Linked DNA regions of Homo sapiens: all the other regions are linked to region 1. Evidence: chromatin loops called from intact Hi-C (ENCODE). Cell type or tissue: OCI-LY7. All regions are shown on one strand. Region 1 has its middle 24 kb from the start of SNORD17. Region 2 has its middle 5.5 kb from the start of BFSP1. Region 3 has its middle 27 kb from the start of MGME1.

Region 1 (2,500 bases):
CTACCTTTACCTGTATGTGAGGGTGCATTCATAGTGGTCTGGGGTGGGGGGATGGGTTTAGATGCTGACTGCGACCTGTGTGGTGTGCTGAGACCTGGAAAGGCAGGCAGGCACTTGGCAGCAGGAGGAACAGCATCAGGTGGGAATCCACAGCTATCTTGCTGGAGTGCAGGAGAGCATAGGTCCCACATTGAGAAATGGGAATTTGGGTCACTTCAGGGTGATGTGTGGAGAGGCTTTTGCTGTGTGCTTGTATGGTTCTGAGAACTAGTGATCCTCCAGGAAAACCCATGTGGGTGCACAATTCATAGGGAACCCTTGAAGGTTTCTAGAAATGGGAATGGGAAGTGGTTTCAGATGGGCTGCCTTAAGGCATCCAGGCCAAAAAGGCTGTGACTTGCCCAAGGCACGGCTGAGAAAGTTGCCTCGTGGCACACGCAAAACTGCACAGTTCACATGTCATACGATTTCATTAAAAGCTAGGATCCAGCCTGAGAAACAGCGCAACCGTGTCTACAAAAAATGCTAACCTACAGTGGTGGCATACACCTGGAGGGCTGAGGTGGTGGGAGGACTGCTTGTGCCCAGGAGTTCAAGGCTGTAGTAAGTTAAAATCACACCACTGTACTCCAGACTAGACAACAGGGACAACTGCCATCCACCTCCCCTCTCCCCGCCCTCCCCCACTCTGAAAAGCAAAATTAGGAGATTGTCACGAGGAAGGAAAGCACACCCCTGGTCTGTGAAGCCGTTGAGGTCATGTCAGACCACTGGGGTCGTTTGTGGTGACAGAGCACAAGCATTTGGCCAGTTCACCACCCAACACATTCACTTGTGCCATCTCAGGGTTTAGGGGTCTGTTTTCTGAACATTTGCCTTGCGCACCTTTTCTTTGTGAGGTTTCTTTGTGGTAATTCCCAGGCTCAGCTCTGTGAAGGGCGATTTCCGTTTGGAAGGAAACCTTGCACCATCCGCTTTCTGCCTGTAGGCGGCAGGGGCGACCCAGCACAGCCACCTGCCCACCCACAGCTGAGCAGGAGCCTGGTATCCCCGCAGAGCTGCTCAGATTATCAGCTTATAGCTAAGGTAGCAGGAAGAGAAATGTCAGGCTACTTGAGAGTTAAGTAGTTCTGAATGGTGTTTTCCCAGACCAGCAGTCCCCTCCAGGATTCCTGCGGGCTTCAGGTTTCTGGTTACCCAAGACACAACCTCCATTGCTGAGGCCATGCTGTTCGAGAACTCCCCATCTGAGCCTGGTGTCAAAACAGTTGTGATGTTGATGGGGGTTCACAGCCAGGCCATGTGATGTGTCTGGAAGGAAGTTGGGGGTGGTGGACAACATTTGGGCAGTGATCAGTTATGTCCTTTAGACACAGCTGGGTCTGCAAGGTCCAGGGGACGCCCTTCCCCATCCACTCCTCGCACATACACAAGGTGCCCCTTGCGTGGGTGAGCTGCCCACAGTGATTTCTTATTGGAGGTTTGGTTTGTCACCATTCAAAACCATTGACTTTTTTGGTTTTAATGTTTATTTCTAACTTTAATACATGTAGGGATTTAATGAAGTCCCCACATCTTGTAAAACAAAATAACAGTAAAATACCACATCTCAAGAATAAGTTATTAAATGTTTCTAGATTTTTTTCCTATCCGAATAGGAATTGTTTACAAAAAACGATTCAGGATGCCAGCATTGGGGTTGGATTCTGGAGGTTTTCTGCTGTTGGTTCTCTCTCTCCGTGGAGATCCATGGAGGAGTTTTCCTGAGGCCCCAAAACAGCTCTTTTGCATCTTTGTCCTTCCACGGCCTGCTTCCCATGAGGAAGAGGTGAGGGCCCCCTGCAGACAAGCACAGAGGCCCTGAGCCTCCCAGCCTCTTCCCTGCCTTCAGCAACCACCCCACCCAACCAAAGTCTTCATTAGCTAGAAGTTGTGAATGGTTTAGGTAGCTGTTTGGGAGGATTTTAATTTTTAATTGAGCCTTTCTTTTTTTTGGTTGGTTGGTTGTTTCTGAGACAGGGTCTCACTGTTGCCCAGGCTGGAGTGCAGTGGTGCGGTCATGGCTCATGACAGCCTCCAGCTCCTGGGCTGAAGCCATCCTCCCACCTCAGCCTCCCAAGTAACTGGGATTACAGGCACACGCCACCATGCCTGAGTAATTTTTTTAAAAAAATCTTTGTAGAGACGGGTCTTGTTATATTGCCCTGGGTGGTCTTGAACTCCTGGCCTCAAACAGTCCTCCCATCTCAGCCTCCCAAAACGGGATTACAGGCATGAGCCACTGCCCAACTGGGCCTGCCTTATTTTTTAATACATGCTTTACAAACCTCCTTTAAAGCTTCTTAAGTTGTGGGACCTGTAATATTCAGGCCAGGAAAATAACAGCCTGTAATCCTAGTCCACAGCCACTTCTGATAGTTGCCTTCCAGCTCTTATCCACGTTCATTAATACATTTGGTGTGTCCTCAGCTAAAGGAACAAAGGCCTGTTTGGGGGGATT
Region 2 (2,500 bases), 400 kb after region 1:
GTCCTTCTGTCACCCAGGCTGGAGTGCAGTGGCACAGTCTTGGCTCACGGCAACCTCTGCCTCCCAGGCTCAAGTGATCCTCTCATCTCAGCCTCCCAAGTAGCTGGAACTACAGACATGTGCCACCATGCCCGGCCAATTTTTGTATTTTTGGGGGTAGAGACAGGGTCTCATTATATTGCCCAGGCTGGTCTTGGATTCCTGGGCTCAAGTAACCCTCCTGCCTCGACCTCCCAAAGTGCTGGGATTACAGGGGTGAGCCACAGCACCCAGCCAAGGTCATTTTCTTACATGTCGTAATACAATGTTTAAAATTAGACATTTTAACTCTGTTACAATATTTTTATCAATCCTCATTCCATATTCAAATTTCATCAATTGTCATCACAATGTCCCTTATAGATTTTATTTTTGCAGTCTAGGGTCCAGTTTAGGATCCTGCATTACATTTGGTAATCCTGCCTTTTGTCGGTGCCTGTCAGTCAAAGCACCAGGCACACACTTGCTGTCACACAAATTTGTTTTTTTTTTTTTTTTTTTTTGGTGCTTCAGTTTCTGAATTAGACCCTGAGAAAAGCAGGTTGGATGCTTAGTGCTCTCTTTGATAGTGTTTGAATCTCAGGCTTCATTTTCCAGCAACTCTTCAGAGTCAACTGCGTGTGTGCAGTTAGTTGGAGAGAGAGCCTTGCTTCTGAGTGTGTTTCTCCATCTGCTGTGACCCTTCCTACAGACTCATCACTTCCAGGAGCACTGAGCATACTTCACGGGTGCGTCTTTAGAGACTGGGGCCTCATGGAGAGGCCTGGCTACAGGGAGCAGGGATAGTAGGGATCCGGGAGCCAGGGGTCTGCCTGCCCTTTTACTCCTGGGCTGTCACTTTCCATGGCTGACTTACCTTTTGAGTTGGTCCAGTTTGGTGGAAAGGCTTCAAGCTGCACCCTGGTGGGACCATGTGGCAGGGCATTCAATTTTAGTATAGGGTGGCCCTCTTGTGGCAGACATTTGCATGTTCTGGGTAAAGGACGGATGGTAAAAGGTGCAGAGTCAGAGTGTTAGAGCAGTGTATTCGTTTGCTAGGGCTTCCAGAACAAAGCACCACAGACGGGTCCACCCTAACAGCCTCAATTACCTCTTTACAGGCCCCATCTCTGAAGGCAGCCACATTTTGAGGGAGTTAGGACTTCAACATGTGAGATTTGGAGGAATACAATTCTGCTCATAATAAGCAGAAAGGAACCTTAGATATTCTTTAGCTTAAGTCCATCATTGTAGAAAACAGATTGACCTGTTCAAGGTCACACAATAGTAGGCAGCAGAGACCTAACGTGAAACCCACCTCTAAGGAATATATGATTACCTCCATTACCTTTTGTTTCTGTAAAATGTCCAAAGCAAACTCAGAATGTATCTCAACTGAAAGGGATGGCTCAAAATGCTAGAGTATGAAATTGACTAAAAGGCAAAACATCTAAGCCTATTTTACTCAGGCTTTTAGATATTTGTTAGTGAAGAAAAATGTTAATTAAAAAATTTTGAAACTGTATTTTACATTTAAATAACTTTATTTTATTTATTTTTTGAGACAGGGTCTCATTCTATCACCTAGACTGGAGTGCAGTGGTGCAATCTCAGCTCACTGCAGTCTCTGCCTCCCAGGCTCCAGCAATCCTCCTACCTCAGCCTCCTGAGTATCTGAGACTACAGGCATGTGCCTATATTTTTTGTCGACATGGGGTTTCACGATGTTGCCCAGGCTGGTCTTGAACTTCCGGGCTCAAGCAGTCCACCCGCCTTGGCCTCCCAAAGTGCTGGGATTGTAGGTATGAGCCACTTCACCCAGCCTTAAACAACTTTAAATGGAATAAAAGATATGATGAACATTAAACCTGGCATATTTCACTAATTTCTGATATTTTTGTACTGCTAAAATTACCATGCATCTGGTATTTTGCTTTTCTTTTCCCCTTCAAGTTTGTTATAAGCATTTTTATTTATATCATAGTATATTCCACAAGGTTAAAATTGTTTGGTGGGGCCAGGTGTGCTAACTCTTACCTGTGATCCCAGCACTTTGGGAGGCTGAGGCAGGAGGATTGCTTGAGGGCAGGGAGTTCGAGACCAGTGTGGGTAACATAGCAAGACCCTGTTTTTTTAAAAAAATAAATACATAAATAAAATAAATAAGTAAAATTGTTCAATGGTTATAGCCCATTTTCTCCTATTGTTACTGCAGTTTGCTAAGCCATTCTCCTCTCTGCACCTCTCCCTCTCTTAGCCATTATACATATATATAGCTATAACATAAAGCAAGTAATATTTATTAAATGTCTATACTGCAAAGGTGATCACACTTTTTGCAGGTGTTTTGGAAAATAATTTCAAACTTTCTAGGAAAAATGGCAAGAATAGTACAAACAACCCAGATTCACCTCTTAATATTTTGTCTAATTTCCTTACTATCTCTCATACTTATTTATGTTTATATTTATACATGTCATTT
Region 3 (2,500 bases), 57 kb before region 1:
TTGCTGTTCTTTAGAATTTGTTTTCTTTTTTAACTTTTTTTTTTTTTTGAGACAGGGTCTCCCTCTGTCCCCCAGGCTGGAGTGAAGTGGTGTGATCTTGGCTCACTGTAGCCTCTGCCTCCCAGGCACAAGTGGTCTTCCCACCTCAGCCTCCTGAGTAGCTGGGCCTGACTACAGGTGTGCACCACCATGCCTGGCTAATTTTTGTATTTTTTGTAGAGACAGGATTTTGCCATGTTGCCCAAGCTGGTCTTGAACTCCTGGGCTCAAGCAATCTGCCAGCCTCAGCCTCCGAAAATGTCGGGATTACATGCACAAGCCACCGCACACGGCTTCTTTTTTTAAAAAACTTTTAATATGCCATTAGTTTAGTGATACTATTACTTAAAGACACATTAGGTTACATTTCAGCAACATTGCTTTTTTACACTATTACCTTTAATGAACATTTTTGTTCATCACAAAATTGTAGCATGTTACCTAACCTGTTAGATAATATTTGTTATCTAACAGATCTTTAAAACTATATCTATGTCTCTGATGATTAATATCTAACACTTTCATACACTTTTCAATCCTTTTAGAAGTCCTCGCAGAGAATGGCTGAGGCTGATTGGGACGCATTAACTGGGGCTCTGGTGAGCCGACTGAGCTGAGTCCCCTGCAGTGCCTGTATGACCTGCACCAACGTGGGAATTGCCATCTCTCCTGCTGGAAAATCAGTGCTGCCTGTGGGAAGCCCGCCCTGGTTGGAGCTGCAGTTTCCTACCAGTTTGGTAAATAGCCTCATTTCTACTTTATCTCACTCCACTTTTCCGAACCGGTGACCCAGATGCATTTGGTAGCAAGGGGCCTCACTGGGCTGTGTAGCCAGGCTTCTATATTATTGTAGTAGAAAAAGTGAGAAGTACAAGCTGCCTGAAAATACAGAGGTAAAGGAAGAACACTCATGTAGTTGATTTTATTCAAAACAGACCTGTGTTGGTGACTAAAATGCCCAAATTACCCGGAGATAGATGTAGGTCCGCCCATTTTTGGCTTCTGCCCCATAATTGCAGTGTACTTCTCTCACCACTAGATGACAGTCGCGTTTTAAAGCAGATTTTATTCACGCGTTAATGCTGTTCCAAAAAAAAAATGGTTTTCATACCGTCAGAAGAGGGGCTCACAACTCTTGTGTTAGAGAATATGCGAGAAATCAGGAAATTTCAGACACCACTGGTGGGACATTAAGTCGATGTCACTGTTTTGGAGAGGAATTTGGTGGTAATGTTCAAGCTTTGACCCAGCAGAGACACATCCAGGTCTGATCATTTGATAGGAGGATGGCTAACATTTTGTTCCCACCATGTGTCAGGCACTTTTCTGAATGCTTCGCTCATTCAATCCTCACAATTTCAAGAAGCAGATACTATTATTTTCCCCCAAATTACAGATGAGGAAATCAAGCACAAAAAGGTCAAGTAACAGGCCGGGTGCGGTGGCCCACGCCTGTAATCCCAGCACTTTGGGAGGCCGAGGTGGGTGGATCACGAGGTCAGGAGATCGAGACCATCCTGGCTAACAAGGTGAAACCCCGTCTCTACTAAAAATACAAAAAAAATTAGCCGGGCGTGGTGGCGGGTGCCTATAGTCCCAGCTACTCAGGAGGCTGAGGCACGAGAATGGCGTGAACGCTGGAGGCCGAGCTTGCAGTGAGCCGAGATCGTGCCACTGCACTCCAGCCTGGGCGACAGAGTGAGACTCCCTCTCAAAAAAAAAAAAAAAAAAAGGTCAAGTAACTAGTCCAAGGTCACAGAGCTAGTAAGTGGCAGAGTCACAATCCATACTGCACTTTCCACTATATTGCATGTGTATTGTGTGTACCAGAAAACACGTGCAAAGGTGTTCACTGCTGCATCGTCTGGAGTAGCAAAACACTGTTAACCGAACAGTCCATTAGCATGACAATAAAACAGGAGGGAGAACTGCAGAGGAGTTAAAAGCAGTTATGAAAGATCTAGAATTGGTGAACCTGGAGACATCTCAAAAACAAAGTTGAGATAAAGCAAGTAAATCTAAAAACACAGAAAGCAAAACTATATTATACATGGAAACCAGTACACACAGTAAAACTATACAAAAAAACCCACATCAAATTTATGACGGCATTTGTCTCAGGGGAGAGGGAAATGGGATTAAGAAAACAAGGCAACAGCTTTTATCTGTAATGCTTTTTTTTTTTTTTTTTTTTTTAGAAGACTGAGTCTTGCTCGCTCTGTTGCCCAGGCTGGAGTGGAGTGGCATGGTCTTGGCTCACTGCAACCTCTGTCTCCTGGGTTCAAGCAATTCTCGTGCCTCAGCCTCCCAAATGGCTGGAATTACAGGTGCCCACCACCACGCCCGACTAATTTTTATATTTTTAGTAGAGACGGGGTTTCACCATGTTGGCCAGGCTGGTCTCGATCTCCTGACCTCAGAAGATCCACCCGTCTCAGTCTCCCAAAGTGCTGGGATTACA

Evidence for each region. Peaks named below come from ENCODE experiments on the same cell type or tissue, not always from the same donor. Only the 100,000 strongest peaks of a DNase experiment are listed, where the experiment ranks them.
Region 2: a loop joins it to region 1, with 12 times the contacts of the local background. A loop is called at or near these places in 17 of 110 quality-filtered maps.
Region 3: it touches region 1 in a loop (5-fold over the local background); 8 of 110 quality-filtered maps call a loop at or near these places.

What each region holds. Positions count from the first base shown.
Region 1 is chr20:17,937,701-17,940,200 of GRCh38, reverse strand. No RefSeq gene overlaps it. Among named protein-coding and RNA genes, the nearest start is that of SNORD17, 24 kb to the left of the region's middle. RefSeq lists enhancers at 1,134-1,263, 896-1,489. In OCI-LY7, a CTCF peak has its summit at 967; a DNase peak (open chromatin) is centred at 1,010; H3K27ac peaks cover 951 bases.
Region 2 is chr20:17,535,611-17,538,110 of GRCh38, reverse strand. It overlaps a transcript of BFSP1 not described here. Among named protein-coding and RNA genes, the nearest start is that of BFSP1, 5.5 kb to the right of the region's middle. RefSeq lists a silencer at 855-924. In OCI-LY7, CTCF peaks have their summits at 759 and 971 (motif pointing left); a DNase peak (open chromatin) is centred at 970.
Region 3 is chr20:17,994,837-17,997,336 of GRCh38, reverse strand. No RefSeq gene overlaps it. Among named protein-coding and RNA genes, the nearest start is that of MGME1, 27 kb to the right of the region's middle. RefSeq lists an enhancer at 1,137-1,206. In OCI-LY7, CTCF peaks have their summits at 874 and 1,074 (motif pointing right); a DNase peak (open chromatin) is centred at 1,086.